Regions from separate parts of the Mus musculus genome. Here region 2 is linked to region 1. A link is a loop called in an ENCODE intact Hi-C map of the cell type or tissue named here. Cell type or tissue: left cerebral cortex. All regions are shown on one strand. Each heading gives the region's core, and the rest is flanking DNA. Links, peaks and the distances in the headings are about the cores only.

The links. A loop is a pair of places that touch in the nucleus more often than their neighbours do. Peaks named below come from ENCODE experiments on the same cell type or tissue, not always from the same donor. Only the 100,000 strongest peaks of a DNase experiment are listed, where the experiment ranks them.
Region 2: a loop joins it to region 1, with 4 times the contacts of the local background. A loop is called at or near these places in 13 of 42 quality-filtered maps.

What each region holds. Positions count from the first base shown.
Region 1 is chr17:31,006,525-31,015,516 of GRCm38, reverse strand. It overlaps Umodl1 (uromodulin-like 1), which reads right to left. Exons shown (of 22, transcript NM_177465.4): 21 at 6,752-6,957; 22 at 4,807-5,713. The coding sequence ends at 6,776. Among named protein-coding and RNA genes, the nearest start is that of Abcg1, 47 kb to the left of the region's middle. In left cerebral cortex, for the core only: CTCF peaks have their summits at 1,676 (motif pointing left) and 3,805 (motif pointing left); a DNase peak (open chromatin) is centred at 3,772.
Region 2 is chr17:31,237,794-31,246,785 of GRCm38, reverse strand. Ubash3a (ubiquitin associated and SH3 domain containing, A) reads right to left here. Exons shown (of 14, transcript NM_177823.4): 12 at 8,792-8,898; 13 at 7,501-7,610; 14 at 4,383-5,545. The coding sequence ends at 5,408. Among named protein-coding and RNA genes, the nearest start is that of Ubash3a, 34 kb to the right of the region's middle. In left cerebral cortex, for the core only: a CTCF peak has its summit at 3,785 (motif pointing right); no DNase peak of the experiment used is centred there.

The sequences.
Region 1 (8,992 bases), core at 706-8,705:
GGGGGGGGGGCAGTTGGATGGAGAGAATTCAGAGAGGAGCAGGGTGAGAGGAGAAGTAGACTGTGTCTAAGAGATGCCAGGCTAATGAGAAGGAAAAGGTGGGCTGATCTGCTGGAGCCAGGGCAGGGCCTGGGAGTCTGCTCCTCTGGGGAATGTGATGTGCAGGCTCAGGACAAGACAGCTCGCTGCAGCCTTGCAGGGAGCGCAGCTGAGTACCCTGAAAGATCAACCATAATTCAGAAGGGAAACCAGCCCTGAGTCAGGCTGTGGCCATAGAGAACTTGAGAAACATCTGCCAGGGAGTCCAGGAACCCCAAGCCACACAGTGGACTCTGTGTTTAAAATGTGATGTCTGCGGTATAGCAGGGCTCCCCACTCACAGTGCCCATGGCTCCTGCTACCTGTTGGTTCTAGCCTATCCCAGCCTCTCTTCCTTGTGGCTTAGTCGTGCAGAGTCAAAGGAAGCAGGAAGTCAAAAGCGGGAAACACATATCGACAGAACTGGAGTGTGTGCCAGCGCCCGGGAGCCACCCATGCACAGAGCGACCGGGGCTCAGACACTTGTCCATTGCTCAGAGTACCTCAAGGTCCATCCCTGGACCCCACACTCACACTAACAAAACCAACACACACCAACAGACCCAGTAGCTTTCCACGGTCCTTCTGTATCCGAGTAGGGGAGCCAGGTTGCTTCACAAAACAAATGGATTAAATTAAATTTGTAAACTTGGTTTTAAAAAGGTCTGAGGGGAATTTAATTACCAGGATGGTTGATGAGGCTTTCCTGGCCAGAGTTTGGTCAAACATGCAACAAGGGCCCCTTGGAATGTGATTTGAAAATTCCCAGATGTATGATAAATAAATAAATAAATAAATACTCCTAAGTTGAACTTATTTAAGGAAAATGAAGTACCTCTGAAAAGTAATCTTGGCGGAGTCTATATTTTCTTGAGAAGTTGGTTATTTCTTTTTTTTTTTTTTTTTTTTTTAAAGATTTATTTGTTTATTTATTTATTTATTTATTTACTTATTATATGTAAGTACACTGTAGCTGTCTTCAGACACACCAGAAGAGGGCATCAGATCTCATTACGGGTGGTTGTGAGCCACCATGTGGTTGCTGGGATTTGAACTTCGGATCTTCGGAAGAGCAGTCGGGTGCTCTTACCCACTGAGCCATCTCACCAGCCCGAGAAGTTGGTTATTTCATATGTGCATGTGTGTGTGCGCATGCGCGTGCACTTTGTGTGTGTTTGTGTGTGTGCATGCACGTGCGCATGTGCGAGTGCTGGTGTGTTTGTGTGCATGCGTGTCTGTGATTGTGTGCGTGTGCATGTGTGTGTAAGTGTGTGTGTGTGTGTGTGTGTGGTATGTGTGTGCATGCACGTACGTGTGTATAAGCACACACATGCACATGTTTGTGCTCAGCAGCTTCCTGGGAGGAAAAAAAAATGCCTGATTGGGCAGCAGTCAACACCAGACTGGTGGCCAGAACAAGGTAGAGCTGAGATGGCGACTTTGATTTTGTGGCCCCCTCTTTCCTGGTCTCCATCTCGTACATTCTTTACCAGCAAGAGTTGAATTAGCAGGCTGGAGAGATGGCTCAGCAGTTAAGAGCACCGACTGCTCTTCTAGAGATCCTGAGTTCAATTCCCAACCATCTGTAATGGGCTCCGATGCCATCTTCTGGTGTGTCTGAAGACAGCTAGAGTGTACTTCCAGACAGGAACTGAAATCTGAGACAGTCCAGAGTACTCCGGTCCTTCTGCTCTGAGGAAGACCCTTTGTGGCTTAATGGACACGCATCTCTGTGACCATCAGTGACAGTGGGAAGGGATGGGACAGGTCGTACATACCTGCACAGAGGGGAGCCATACTGCTCTGGTGAATCTGGATTAGTAATGGTGCCCACTCTGGAGAAAGAGATCCATGAGCCATTCCCTGGATCTGACTTCTATAATAGCTGCTCAGCTCCTTAGGGAACCTGGGTGTCATTAGAAATAAGATTTATCGCCAAGAAATCCCATGGGCTGCTGGGAGCCGAGATCAATAGCAAGCATCTAGATAGTTCAATAGACAGAAAGAAAAAAAGGCGCAAAAAGGAGGGCTCCCAGGGGGAAGCCAGCGACTTCTGTAAGGTTAACTCGATTATAGGCACTGCTGGAAAGTCAAGTGGCTACTTCCTCACCTGAAGCAGCTCCAAAACTTAGCATGGGGAGCCAGAGGCCACTCCAGCTGCTCTGGTGACATCCTCGGCCAGGGCTCCTATAACTTTAGTTTTCTTTTAAGCCTACTTTTAATGATGGTTCTTAAATGCTTTAACCTCCCTTCTAGCCCATCATCTGCCAGAGGCAGCAGAAAAGAAAGGGTATTGGGTGTGTGGGGGGAGTAGACCTGTTTAGAAATGGTTCTTTGGAGCAAATCCCATCTGCATTGTAAGGAAATCAGTATTCACTTCACAGGTCAGCAGCAGCAGTTTGATCCACTCGCATACACTTCACGGATACACCAGCAGTCCAGTTTGGTAGAGTTGGGTTAACAAACACGAATTAGCAGTGGCAACAGCACTACCTAGCAAAACAGCCAGACCTCAGTCTCTGCCCAAGTCATCAGGAGGGACCAGAGCCAACAGGAATGCCAGGAAAAGTTCTGGCTGAGCGTCTCAGAGAAGTGAAGATCAGAGAAGACATGAGACCAGCAGACATTGTCCAGCTAGCTCTACAGGCCAGCCAAGCTCAGCCTCCATTATAGTCTGTTGGAATCTCTTGATGCTCCCTCCAAACATCACGGGGTCTCCACGGGTCCTCCCTATGTCTTGCCTCAGTACGTGAGTCTGTCTTAGCTGACATCACTCTGCCAATCAGCCTGAGTCCATGGAAGCAACAAGAAACCGCAGCACACCACCAGAAGTTTTTTTTTTTTTTTTTTTTTTTTTTTTTTTTTTTTTTTTTTTTTTTTTTTTTGCTGCATTTCTCTCTATGGAGTCCCGACAAATACAGCTCAATTTTGCAATGTAAGGTGAACCAATACATGTGTGCCGTTAGCAAAGAATCCTTCATCATGTGTCCTCTTACGTGCTTGCTTTAGCAGAACATCCTTTCCTCTGTGTCTGCTTCAGCGAAACATTCCTTCATGTGTTTGCCCCAGCAAAACAAAAAACAACAACAAAAAACCCAAAAAACAACAGCAACAACAACAACAAAAAAAAACACCATCCAACACGACAGAGTTTTCAAAGAACCCTTAAGTTTCCATTTCAGGCTCCAGCCCCAGCTCCTGCCCTGATACCCACATGCCTGCCCAAGGCTCCTGGAGGTGGAAGCTCCTGCTTGCAGCAGCCACGATTTCACTTTGCAGATTAAGTAAGAAGAGTCATTGTGGCCAGGGTTGGATTGGACGCCCCTGGTGCACCTGACAGAAAGATGAAAGAACCCTAGCAATCTTCCCCAACCACCTTTTCCTCCTAAATGGAGAGGGGAGGGGGAAAGAAAGGGACTGTTTTCTCAAAAATGTCTGAGTAAAGCAGATGTTGCTGTGAAGTGGATGTTGCTGCTGCACCTTCCCCACACACGCCATCCTGCACTTCCTGTAAGTCAGAGTGATGAAGAGAACTACAGGGGGCCGACTGACTTTCAAAGCCTAGCGTCACCTCTAAGGCCCTGTGCCTACAGAAAACCTTCAGATTCGTCTTTGCTTAAGGGCAGGAGACTCAAATCCAGCAAAGAAGAGAAGCCAGAGCCCTGTTTGCTTCAAAAACACAAGGGTTCATGTTACCCTGGATCCAGGCTTGGCTCAGCGCGCCATCTAGTGGCAATACTGGAGAGCTGCAGGTTGGATCAGGTAGTGGGTCAGAGCCACCTCCCATCAGAGCACACTTTCATCAGACCTTCATCTCTGTGGGGCCCTCCTCTATCAGACCTTTCCTCCATCACATCTTCCCCCATTAGACCTTCTACCTCCCACAGACCTCTTTTAACAGCCTCTCCACCTCCAACAGGTTTCCTTCTCCAACAGCCCTTCCTCCACCACACCCTCTAGCACAAACAGACCCTCCTCCATCAGACCCGGACCTCAATCCGATTTCTGTTGTGTCTCATTTCACACCCAGACAGATTCTGTGTCAGGAAGATCAGGGCCAAGGTAAGGCCTTCCAGGGGCCCAGGCAGAACCACAGCAGGAAAAGGATGACCACTCTGTGGAACATCTGGACTTCCCAGGTATATTCTGAAACCCACGAGGTCCCCCGTCCCCACCCTGTTCCTCAGGAGGTAGAGGTAGACTTTACAATGGATCAGTTGTTCCATTTGACAGTGGATGGGTTTGGTTCTAATTCTGGTTCCTTGACATACTTTATAAAACTTGCCTAACTGATAAGTTCAGATCCTGAGCTATAAAGTGAGAGTCACCCCCCAGAGGCCATGGTGAGCGCTCTGTGAGGAAATGTCTGCCATCCTCCTCCACCAACAGGAGACATGACTATCTATGGACTGGAGTCTCCAGAACCCTGAAGTTTGTCCTCACAGCTGGCACAGCCTGTCATTGAGACTGTGTGACTGAGGCGAAGTGTGAGAGAGCTGCCTGGTCTTGGGCTCAGTACCTGGGTTTTCTGAGATTTTATTTTTCTCAATAATAGTCAGTGGAAGATGCCAGGCTGATGTCAGAAGAGATAGATGACACAGAGGTGGGGTTGGGGGGTGGGGAGCCCCACCTCAGCATCTCCCTGGAGTGTCTGGCAAAGAATCAGTGCCCAGGGATGGCCTGCTACATGAACTGAACCACACGGGAGGAAGCAACATGGCAAACCACTTCAGTGCCAGGAAAAATTTATTGCTCAAAGGTGGCTAGCCACACAGACTCCCGGTTGTCATTCTTACCCGCAAGAATATGCAAAAAATCGAAAGACTCGTTTCCCCCAGATGATCTGTATAAGTGACAGTCACATTCAACATAAGCAAGCACATTAATTAAATGCTACAACCCTGTTATGCTTTTATATTCCCTAGGGAGAACACTATTGTCTCAGGTGATAACTATGTAACCAATGGCCATCTTTCAAATCAACAAAGTAGAGGACCTGTTAGCATGGTACGCACCTCCCCCACCTCTTCCCTGATTCCTTGTGATAGAGTGGGGGGAAAAAATCACACCTTCTCTCCATGGAATTACATGAAAAATGTCCATGGATGTGCTGGGAAACATGCAAGAGGTGTTACATACACATCATATGACTGCGACTCGTTAGAAAGCGTTCCGGTTTCACCTAGGTTGTCCTGAGTCACTGCCAGGCAACTATGAGACTCATGCTGATAAGGAGAGCTGAGTTAGTGTTTGTTCATGGAAAACCACCCTCGGAGAGTTTATCGGAGGGATCCATTCGTGAACGAGCATCATGGGAAATGTCTGTGAGGATGTCATTGTCAGAGAACAGGAGTCACAGAGCAGCTTGGATGTCAAAGCTTGGAAGGCTGTGGTAAGTGGGGCCATGTTTGTGCTGGGTTTGAGGATGAAGGCCACTCCAGGGCTCTGCCCACAGCTTCAGCAGGCCCATCACCAGCCTGGTGGGTGGTACTCTGTGTCTTCAGGATCTTGGGGGCAGACAGAGGTTTGCTGTCATCGAAGGGTCTCGTCCTCAAGTGCTGGCACGGCACTATACAGAGTTGGACTCCCGTCAATGTTCGATGAATTAGCCACTGGATGTTATTTACAGGGTGCTCTGTGTGAGGAAGGCAGTTACAGGATCAGTCCACAGGAGGGAAAGGAGTTCACAGAGGGGGCCCTCCATGTCCTCAGACTCTGCAGCCATAGATCCACCAATCAGAAATTAAAGCGCTTTTTTTTAAATGGAAGCTGGAGAGTTGACTCAGTGGTTAAGAGCACTCACTTTCCTTGTAAAGGACCTGGGTTCAATTCCCAGCACCCACATGGAAGCTCACCACTTCCCCAGGCACCAGGCATGTGTGCAGATGGAGCATTCATATGGATAAAATAAATCTTAAAAACAAAACAAACCAAAAGCAAGTGTCCCTGAATCTGGTGAGTTAGCTCAGCGGGTAAAGGCACTTGTCACTAAGCCCGATGACTGGAGTTCAATCCCTGGACCCCGCATGGTGGAAGGAGAAAAACCGATTCCTGCATATGGTCTTCTGATCCCCACTCCCCTGACACACACACACAGCATTCAAATAAATGAATAAAAAAGAATCTTAAGTTGTCTGCTCCAAACACAGGCAGACTTTTCTGGTGATTTTGTAGCATGGCCACTGGGTGAGGTCTCTTACTTCAGCAAGAGGTAGTTTGAAGCATCTAGGGGGAAGTGTGTGGTCTATATGCAGACACTGCCCTCTGTGGGAGCAAACTAGACTCCCCTAAACACCAGAGTGACTGACAACTTCACAACCGAAGACCTTCAATTTAACTCATCAATGCTGGCCAGAGCATTGTGGTGGCACAATGGACCCAGCTGGATTCCTGTGTCATGAAGGACTGTCCCAGAGGACATAGGAGATGAGGCTGGAAGCCATCTTTGGGTACCAGGGTCACTGTACCACCGCTGGCTACCTGAGACCATGGTGTAAATGGCAGAACTCTTTGCTGACCTACAAATGGTCCCTGCTCCCTTTCTGACAGTTCTCAGCCACTCTGGGGGAAGGAGAGGTTTGTCAGTTACAGATCTACCCCATTTGCCAAGCCCACTCTGCCATCTCCAGGGACAATAGAGGCAGGACGTGGCATCAGACATGCTCACTCTTACCCATCTCCTGGTCAGTTGGGTCTTCTATTGAGAGAACACCTGGTAGCTGAAGTCGTCGGTCTGGATCCGAAGATTGTATTTCTGCCTTACTCTCTGGTAACGCAAGATCAGAAGGGTTGTGGCCCCTGCCACTACCAGAAGTGCAGCTGCCGCTAGGAGAATGATGTAACCGGTCCCCAGGACTGGCTTTGTACATGCCTGTGCACCTGTGGGTGAGATAGGTACCAGGGTAAGAGAGGTTTCAGGGTAAGAGAGGTGTCAGGGTCAGGGGAATTATGCATCTATGGTTGGCACCTGGCCCAGAAAGTGCGAAGCAAAAGATTGTGGGGGTGGGGGTGGGGGTGGGGGTAGGGGTAGATGGGTGGGGGTGGGGGTAGGGGTAGATGGGTGGGGGTGGGGGTAGGGGTAGATGGGTGGGGTGCAGGGGATCTAAGGTGCTCAATCCCAATTTCTGAGCAGCTTGCTTGGAATTTGGTTTGAGGCCCTCAAGGCAAAGGCCTGCATGTATGTGCGGATCAGCAAGGGAGGCACGGGACCCCCATCCAACGAGAGCAGCTCAGCATGCAAGGGTCTACCCAGAGGTAGAGCTCTGTGGTCCCCTCGCAGCTAGAGAGCCAGTCAGCTCCTCATGGGGAAACATGGGGGTTGGGGTACGGAGTGTGTATGGGGTTACCACCCACATCAGAGGCCAGGACCTGCCCCAAGCCAGATTAACAGCCAAGTCCGGGAGATTGTAGACCCCAGAGAATGGAGGGGGGGGGGATCTTTTAATGGTTGTTTGAATGCCACGATCAGAACAGTGTAGTCAGAAGGAGTGAAACATGGCCCCAACATCCATCAGTATGCGAATGGACGGGCCAGCTGTGACCAGGATACACAACGGACTGGTTTGTTCGGTTTTACCCATTCGGTTGGTTTTTTGAGATACAGCCTCACATTGTAGCACAAGCTGGCCTGGGATATCACTGTATAACATCAGTCTCAGCAATCCTCCTGCCTTGGTCATCCATGTGATAGGGCTATGGGCAAGAGCCCCATTGTGTCCAGCTTATACAATGGAATATTATCAAGCCACCAAAAGGAGCTCTGATGTCACACTGCCATGTAGGAGAGTGTGTAAGGGAGTCACAGAGGGACCATGGTTAGTGAGACCCATTCATAAGAACTCTCTGGAACAGGCAAAGCAGAGATAGGCAGAAGGCTGTTAGTGCTGGAGCCCAAGGAAGAGGCGGATGTGGGACAGGATGGATACTCCCATCCTGTCAGGGCTGGGAGAGACAGCTCAGGGGGAAAGAGCCCTTGCTGAAAAAGCATAAGGGCCCGAATTCAAATTCCCAGGACCCAAATAAAGGCTACAGACCTGGACTCCTAGTACTGTAGGGGTGGAGGCAGGAGGATGGCTGGGACGGGCTGCCCTCAAAGCTCTAGGAGCAGTGAGTGACCTTGCCTCAAGAGACTAAGGTAGAGAGTGACAGAGAAGGACATTAATGTCCTCATTTGGAGACACACACACATGCCTCACATTGTAGAAAAAAAGATTTAAGCCTCCAGCCAGCCCCTGGCCTGCCCTCCAGTGGCCTGGCCCCATAAATGCTTTGTGTCTGAGAGGGACACATTATCGAGGTCATCAATAACAGAGATCACAGATGGACCCCAGCTATGCTCACCCTTCCCATCCCCTCCACCTTTAGTACACCTGAAAGGCCCGACTAAGAAAGAGCCTGGGAAGCCTCTAGCACTCAAATTCCATTTCCCTTCCCCATGGGACTTCTAGGCCCTACAGTGGACACTGTGCTGTCTTCTAGGAGGTGGCCTGAGAGGTGTTGCTATCAGCACAGTTGCCCAAGGTGGTCCTGAGGTTCCCTTTGGGCCATTTAGACAAAGAGCTTCAAACAGGCAACATTGTTGCCTGGACATGCTGGGGTGGGATACCACCCCACTAGCTGCAACTATGTAACTTTCTCTGGAGTGTGGGTCCCCCTTGCCTGGTTAGTCATCTTCCAAGGGACACAGAGAGCTGGCCCCAGAATCCAGCCTCCATGGACCTCCAGGAAGAGGCTCTTCCCAGCAAGAGTCAGGGTATTCGAGTTGAATATGTTAAGGCAGAGGCAGGAGACTGGCTCTGTTGGAACTGTGGAACAGACTGTGACAGCCCAGACTGTCAGCCCTTGAGAACAAAGCCCCTGCCCTAATGCTGCCTATCCAATTGGATCCTGATCACCACTGACAAGGTGACTAACC
Region 2 (8,992 bases), core at 531-8,530, 230 kb before region 1:
CATTGATGTGGGTTTTTCTTTATGGCTTTTTCTTTCTTTCTTTTTTTCTCAGTTTGTGGCAATCTTACAACAGGCAAATCCATTGAAATCTACTCACACCATTTTCCCAATAGCTATGATGGTTGTTACCGGTTTCCTTTTCAGATATATATATATATATATATATATATATATATATATATACACACACACACACACAAAATACATATATATGCTCGTTTGTTTTTCGAGACAGGGTTTCTCTGTGTAGCCCTGGCTGGCCTGGAACTCACTCTGTAGACCAGACTGGCCTCAAACTCAGAAATCCGCCTGCCTCTGCCTCCCGAGTGCTGGGATTAAAGGTGTGTGCCACCACTGCCCGGCTTCAGCAATATTTTAAATTAAGGTCTATACATTGTATTTTAAAACATTTCCCTATCACATACTTATCAGAGAGCAGTGTGGTGTAACTTGTATGCTCACCGGGAGACCAGAGATTTTATGGGGTTCACTTTATTGCAGCATTTGCTTTACGGCAGAGTGGACCTGTAATAGCATGAGGTGTGCCTGTGGATTTCAGGGCCTTGCATCTTCAGAAGCTGCCATCTTCCATTGACTGTTGTCCATCTCAGTAATTTGCCCGTGTTTTGGGGCTAGGTTCCAATTATTCACAGTGGGAAGACAGCCCCATGCCTTGAATGTGGGACCTGATTTTACCTAATATTCTTTTCTTTTCTTTTCTTTTCTTTTCTTTTTTCTTTTTTTTTTTTTTTTACTTTCAGTCTCCAATATAATGGGTTCCTTCATGACATTTTCATTTCGTTTCATTATATTCCTCCAGGAAACCAGAGTTCACAAAAACCATTCTTGGACTCTGTGTCTTTTCAGGAGTCATTTCTGAATGTCTCTTATTTTTTCTTTCTTTCTTTCTTTCTTTTTTTTAAATACCCTGAATTTCTGACTCCAACAAAATTGCTATTTTACATTTTTGTTAATATGATTTTCTTGCATTTCAGGATATAGAAAATCTATTTTAGTCAATTTTCTCAAATCCCAGGTAGTGATAGCCTTCTCCCTCCAGGGAGTTGATGCTGTGAACTGGCATTTGGTTAGTCATGCTAGACTTGGCACACCTGTCCATGGGGCTACGAGGCATTCTAGAAAGCTCTGGGTAATCCAGCTGCCCCATGAAGGGTAACGGAACTGTTACTGCAGCTGGAGAAGACAGTTCCATCCCTGGGTGGGCTGATCACCACTCAACAGCCCACAGAGTGTGGTGAGGGCCAGGCTCTGGGCCTCTGAGCTTGACTCAGAGATATCTGACGTTGACAGGTCTATTCTTAGTGATCGTAGAAGACCATTTGGTCAGATACAACCACTTCCTGTTCTCAGAATAACCTTTGCTCCAGTCGGGAGCCCTCCAAGTTTCCCTGACTCCAGTGTCTGTTCTGTACCCTCAGTAATGGTTCCCTGGTGTTCCCTGTGGATTGGCTTCTGGATCCTTGTACAAACCGAGATCTTAGGATGCACAAAACCTTTACAAAGAATGAAGTCATCTTTGCTTACACCTGGCGTGTATCCTCCATGCAGTGCAGATCGTATGCACGATATGTAGACAGGTCTGGCCATTGGCACTTCATATGGAGCTGTATAGCCTGCCTAGTGTTCAACTCCTGGGTGGGAGACTTTGAGTGCTCTTGCATGCACTGGCATACAATGTACATGGACTAGATGCTTGATTCAAAGGAAATTCTCCATGGAGGTACCACCCAGCCTGCTTCCTCCTGAGCCCTCTCTCCTTGACTTGTAGAAGGTGTCTTCTTTTTTTTTTTTTTAAGATTTATTTATTTATTATATGTACACTGTAGCTGTCTTCAGACGCACCAGAAGAGGGCATTAGATCTCATTACGGTGGTTGTGAGCCACCATGTGGTTGCTGGGATTTGAACTTCAGACCTTCGGAAGAGCAGTCGGTGCTCTTACCCACTGAGCCATCTCACCAGCCCAGAAGGTGTCTTCTGATATGTCGTCACAGGCTTGCTTCTCGGTATGTGTGTCTCAGTCAGTGTTCTATTGCTGTAAAGGGGACACCATGATCATGGCAGCTTTTTAAAAAAGAAAGCATTCAATTGGGACTTGCTTACAGTTGCAGAGTTTAGTCTGTTATCCTCAAGGCAGGAAGCATGGTGACACACGGCAGACATGGTGCTGGAGCATTCTACCTCTGGATCTGAAGGCAGTAGGAAGAGAGAAAGCCACTGGGCCTGGCTTCAGCTTCTGAAAGCCTAAAGCCCATACACAGGGTCACACCTACTCCAACCAGGCCACACCTCCTAATCCCTCCGGTCCCAGATGACCAAGCTTTCAAATATATGAAGCTATGAGGACCCTTTTTTGGTTTTTTCGAGACAGGGTTTCTCTGTGTAGCCCTGGCTGTCCTGGAACTTACTTTGTAGACCAGGCTGGCCTCGAGCTCAGAAATCTGCCTGCCTCTGCCTCCTGAGTGCTGGGATTAAAGGTGTGCACTACCACGCTGGCTCCAGGTACCTTTTTTCAAGGTCCTGACTCCAGGCCAACAAAGATGGCTCAGAAGATAAAGATGCTTGGTGCTCAAGGCTGGCCTCCTGACTTCAGCATCCAAAACCTAAGCACCTTAGTTAGGGTCTTATTGCTGTGAAGAGATACCATGACCATGGCAACTCTTATAAGAGACAACATTTAATTGGGGCTGGTTTACAGGTTCAGAGATTCAATCTATTATCAAGGTCGGATCATGGCAATGTCTAGGCAGATATGGTGCTGGAGTTGCTGAGAGTTCTACTTCTTGTTTCAAAAGCAGCTAGAAGACTGGGTCCCACGTGGCTGGGGAGAGGGTCTCATTTCTTACCAGCACAGTGATACACTTCCTTCAACAAGGCCACACCTCCTAATAGTGCACCTCCCTGGGCCAAGCATATTCAAACCACCACACTAAATGTAGTGGTTTGAATGAGAATGCCACATCCCTTTCTCCAACCCTGGTAGGCTCATATGTTTGAACACTTGGTCCGCAGTTGGTGGACCTAGGAGTTTGGGAGGGCCTAGGAGATTGAAGAGGTGTGTCATGGTGGGTGGATCAAGATGTGAACTCTCAACTATCCCTGTTGTGATGCCTCCGCTCTACCATCATGGACTCTAGCCCTCTGAAGCTGCATGCCCAATTAAATGCTTTCAAAACTGCCTTAGTTATCATGTTTTGTCACAAGAATAGAAATGTAGCTAAGACACTATGTAAAGGTAGGTAGTGTCTGACAACCACTTATTCCCTGTAGCCTGCACACATAGAGTGCTTACATATATTCTGTCTGTCTGTCTCTCTCTTTCTCTCTGTCTCTCTTTCTCTTTCTCTCTGTCTATGTGTGTCTCACATGCACTTCTTCTTCTTCTTCTTTTTTTTAAACAATCCTATCTCCAAATACAGTCTCACACTGGAGTACTGGGATCAAGACTTCTGTGTGACCGATGAACTGATTCAGCCCACAGTGGTGACTCTCAAATAGCTTTTCAGGTGGCTCAGCCCCCAAGTCTCTTCCCAGACTTCCCCAGGTTCTAGGGTGGGGTGGAAGAGTGCCTTGAGCTTTTGGCCCATCCACCAATAGGATCATTTGTCTTTGTTTCCACCTCTGAACCCTGCAGAACTGTCTACTGGTTGAACTTGAGAAGAAAGAATGTAGCTCTGCCCAGGACATGTGTCAATCAAAATCTTACTTTAAAAACTCAAGTGAAAAGATCAAAGACTGTGGGTTGGGAGGTGGGCCAGGGCAGTGCCCAGAGGAAGGTGTCCTTCCAAATGTCACCAGCAGGGGTCAGACGAGCTCAGAAACATAAGCCCCCCCCCCCAAGACTCCCTACCCTAATTTCTCCCTCCCTCCCTTCCTTACCCCTTCCCTCACCTCCTCCCTCCTGCTTTCCAGGTCCTTCCTGCCTTGGGCTGCAGCCCAGAGCACAAATTTGTAAAAAGTAACCACAATTTTGCAAAAGGGGGCTGGGAAAGAAGAACACCCCCCCACCCACTTTTTAAGCATGGTGTGGGGATGACTGAGTGTAATTCACTTGTGCAGTGTCGGCCACTTGGGGACAGGATGGCCTCTGTAGGGTGAGGTGGAAGGACACTATGCAGAGAATCCCACTTACCACTGGATCAGAGGTTCCCAAGCCAGAGCTCGTGCTGAGTTTACATACAGTGCTTACACATTCTCTCAGTCCAGGTCTTAGGAACGGCCTTCCCCGCTGTGACAGTGCTGCCACCCCTTCCTATTAAGGCAAGGGGCTCCCTCCTTCCACTCACAAAGCCCCCATCCCTTCCTGCTCATTGAGAAGAGAGAAAAGGAGGAGCCAGAAAACGACCTGAGCGAAGTGTGTGTAGGAGGCACAGATCTTTATGTCTAGACCCTGGTACAACGGCCATAATGTGCTTGGAAGAACAGAGGCTGAGGTAGGCTGGAGGATGGCCTTCTAAGACACATCCTAACTTCCGGGACCATGAACAAGTGACCCCTGTGGCTAAGGGACTTTGCAGGCTTAGTTGCCAAGGATCTTAAGATGAGAGAAGATCCTAGGCTACTGAGCACAATTTGTCATGGCGTCTTTGAGACAGGAGGCTCAAGGCAGGGGCTATGTGACCGTGCCTTAGAATTTCCCCAAACTGATTGATTTGAATAGAATCATAAGGTAGTAGATGCCAGGAATATAATATAATAAATAGGATGCCAGGAAGGACAGAGGCCTCTGGATTCTGGAATGGCTGGGGAAGAGTCCTCTAGAATCTGTAGAGGAACACAGACCCCGCTAACCTCCAGAATCACACATTTTGTCTCTGTGCGTTAGGAATTTTGCATGGCTTTCAAGCACTACTGTCTCCAACTCTGTGTCCGAGCAACAGCAAGGAACCCCTAAAGTGCTGGTGCCAGCTGCTGTCCTGGTTTTGATCTGGTGGGCTGGCCACTTTTTTCATTGACCATTGCTCCCTTTTCAGCTGGTATGGCCCTGCCTAAAGAGCGATGGTTATAGTAATAAGGAGGGCTCCTAAGAACATACAAAATAGATGGGTGGCATCTTCAAGTGCGGGGAGTCTGTAGTTCCTGGAAGTGAGGCAGTTCCTCTGTTCTCTCCAAACCAGTGCACATGTTGCAATGTGGTATCCTAATCCAGACCTCTGCTCTGGCCTCTGCAGAGGCTGGCAGGACAGCAGATCCATGGGTGGCAGTGACGAAGGTCTGAGCCATGGCTATTCCCCCTGAGTATCGAGTGTGTTTTGTTCTTTCCTCCAGTCACACTGGGCGAGAGGCTAGGATAACTTTGTAATCATTGGATGCCTTTGTAACCATTATCACAGCCCCTTGTGCCTTGGCATAGGGCAGTCACCTCTTCCTGGAAAGCTCGGGCTGCCTCAGTTGCTTGAGATCCAGTTTCTCCAGTTAAAGACCGAGTTGGCCCCATGTGTCAGCGTCTTTACTGGCGGATTCACCAGGTCCCACTTTCCGTCCTCTCTGTTTTCCTCACAGAAGCACATGCCCAGAGATGGAATCTGGAAGAGGGTTTAGTATGTTTATAATATTCTGTTACAAGTCAATCAACGTTGGAGCATTTCTTAAACCCACTGAAAATGTGCCTCCCAGTCGTGGAGGGGACCCAATGGTCCCAGGCTGCCAGGGAGCCATGGAACCAATGCCAGCACTTACCATTTAATTTCGCCTGGGGATGATCAATGCTCCCGACAATGGGTTACATTGTTACCTAGAGATTCGTTACAACTTGGAGTGGGACTGCTAAGCATTCTGGGAGCCATGGGTCAGTCTTCCTTTCCCACAGAATTACCAGGCCCACATATCTACGAGGGTGGGAGGGTGAGAGACCCTGACAACTGGCTATAAGCTATCTTACCTGTGCCTCAGCAACACAGAAAGGTTCAGGATTGTGGGTTTAGACTATAGGACAAAGCACAAGGTGAAACGTTGGACCTCTGTGCCTTCATCTGTAAAATGGACCAGCCCATTGGATCCTTGTGTTGAGGCTTCTCTGTCCACATGCCTTTTTTTTAAATATTTATTTATTATATGTAAGTACACTGTAGCTGTCTTCAGACACTCCAGAAGAGGCATCCGATTTTGTTACAGATGGTTCTGAGCCACCATGTGGTTGCTGGGATTTGAACTCAGGACCTTTGGAAGAGCAGTTGGTGCTCTTAACCCCTGAGCCATCTCACCAGCCCCCCACATGCCTTTCTTAACAGTACTGCCTCACCCTCTTTTTAACGTCTAGGAATTCTTTGGTTAGACAAAATTTGCAAACATCCCAAGATGCAGGGAGGAATCTAAGCAGATGCTACCACTGACTCAGGGGGAAAAGAATCATCCTATCTGCAGACAGGGACTGCCAGGAGGGTGTAATGGGCTAGTCAGTGGAAAGCCTTGAATACTCAGGGTCCTGCATGCTGGTCCTGATTAGAAGGACCAGTCCTTTCAATCATCTGTCAGCAGAGCCCTTGGATAAACTTCTGATCTGGGCTGTCTAATTTGGAATGGGGTTGATGTAGACTCTTAAGTGGTCAGCATAAGAAAGTTCTAGAGTTTAGAATTTATAGGAATCATTTTTTCTCTTGTCCTTGTTCTCATCTTCCTCCTCCTCCTCCTCTTCCCTTTTCCTTCTCTCTTACCTCCTTTCTCCTTCAACTGAGGTTCCCTATGTTGCTTAGAGAACCCGTAACTCATAAGCTCATGAGGTCAGCCTGCCTCAGCCTGCCGAGTAGCTGCAATTACAGCAAGCATGCTCCATCATGCCTAGCTCTTATCAGTAATTTTCTATACCAATAGAGTCAGGGTACAGGATCACTGGTTAATTATCTTGATGAGGAAGAGAGACAGAACTGGTCACCAGGGGAAAAGAGCTAGTCTAAGATGAATAATTCATGGTCTGGCCACCTCCCTCTCTGATCTGCTGGAGTATATTCAATAGGTCACTCAAAGTGCCACCAAAGCATGTTTGTCACCAGTTTGTCATTGGAGTCTTTCATGAGACTGGCCCAGCACCTGGTCATGCTACAAATAGCTACAGTGAGTTCCCATTTGTCCTTTGACAGATGACTCAGAAGGTGAGTAGGTGGAAGTTCCTTCTATCTGTCAGTACCGCTCCCAGGCCCCACTGAGGAAGGCAGGACCACACAGGGTCTAGCCTTCTCTTACTCAAACAGTGACTCCTGACTCTTCACAGGACCCTTATACTCTTAGAGCCACAGGAGATGGGCTATGGGCTAGCTCTGAAACTTCTTGACATTGCTGCCTGCAAAGAACCGGGGAGACTGCCACTCAGGTGTTAGGGTGACAGGTTTACCCACAGCTCCTGCAGGTATGCCCTCCATGAGAGCAGGTAGGCACATTCACATAGCCAGCCCTGGATTTGATGGATGCTTGTCATTCTATAAAGAGTGCATGACCCAGCGCTTGCTTCACTTGGAGGTTAAAGAGGTATAAGAGGGTCACATACCTTTCTTACCAGTTGGGCGAAATCCCCACATTCTCTGGGTGGGAGCCCGAGGAGTGGCCTTGTGCAGGAGTCGAGCGCTGAGCTGTGGCTCACGATGAGTGTAATGCCCACTGTAGACAAAACACCTCAAGGTCAGAGCAGGCCCAGAGAGCACTTTGCAACATATAAGCCTCTTCAATGTCTTATGGGTCCAGCTACCGTGCCCCTATGAGGTGGTGGGTGGGAAGTAGCAAGGGTAGGAAGACCCAGTCTTTTGCCATGATTTAGAGCACACCACCTTGTGATGTGGGGCCTAGGGCTAGGGTGTGGTGTCTGTGTGCCAGCTTCAAGGATGGTATACGGATGATCTGAGCCTCTATCCTCTTGTGGCTGGCTGCCTAGGTCCTGTCAGCCACAGGTGGGTGTGTGATGGCTGCTATCCAGACCCGAGCCAATCACTTTATCTGGCTTATCACTGTGAGCCTGAGATGCTGCCTGCTTTAGATAAGGGTTAGTGGGACTTGGGGAGCCACCTCAGATGACATGATGGGATCCAGCACCTCGGTGTGTGTCTCACACTGGACAAAGTGAAGCTGGGAGAGGCAGCGGTTGATGGTGTGGAGCCAGGAGAGCTGGGAGCGTGGCTGGTGGTTAGGGTGGAAGGGCTATGGCTCAGCCTCCTTTTCCTTAGGCATTGGCTACCTGATCCTTCTGTCATTCTGGGCTTCTCTTGTTCCCATAGTTGGTGAAGACCCTGATGTTCTAGGGCCATCCATGCTCAGCACCAGATAGTTTGTTTGCATATGCTTGACCCAGGGAGTGGCACTATTAGGAGACGTGGCCTAGTTGGAGTGGGTGTGGCCTAGTTGGAATGGGTGTGGCCTTGTTGGAGTAGGTATGTCAGTGTGGGCATGAGCTTAAAGACCCTCATCCTAGCTGCCTGGAAGTCAGTCTTCTCCTAGCAGCCTTCAGATGAAGATGTAGAACTCTTAGGTCCTCCTGTACCATGCCTGCCTGGATACTACCATGTTCCTGCCTTGATGATAATGGTCTGAACCTCGAAACCCAGTTCAATGTTGTCCTTTATAAGAGTTGACTTGGTCATGGTGTCTCTTCACAGCAGTAAAACCCTAACTAAGATGGGCTACATGGAGTATGTGTATATGCATCCACTCCCTGTCATGGTGGAGATGATGTACTGTCTTGGCCAGAATATGGGAGTGAAGAGGTAGAGACGCTAACAGGCCAGAATCAGCCAATCCCATCCCAGGGAAGCCTGAGGCTGCCCTCCTCAAGCCTGCGGGACACTCACTGTCCTGTGGGCATGTGTTGATGATCTGCCCCATGCTCACGGCACATCTCTCCACGTACTGGTCATAGCTCTCAGCTGGCATGAGGGAGCAGCGGGGCAATGCTGGCCTGAAAGAAGATAGAAAGAGACATGGGCTGCTGTTCTGGAGCCTCCTGGTGAACAAGGGTATGCTGGAGTAGCTGAGTGGGACCATGATCCTCT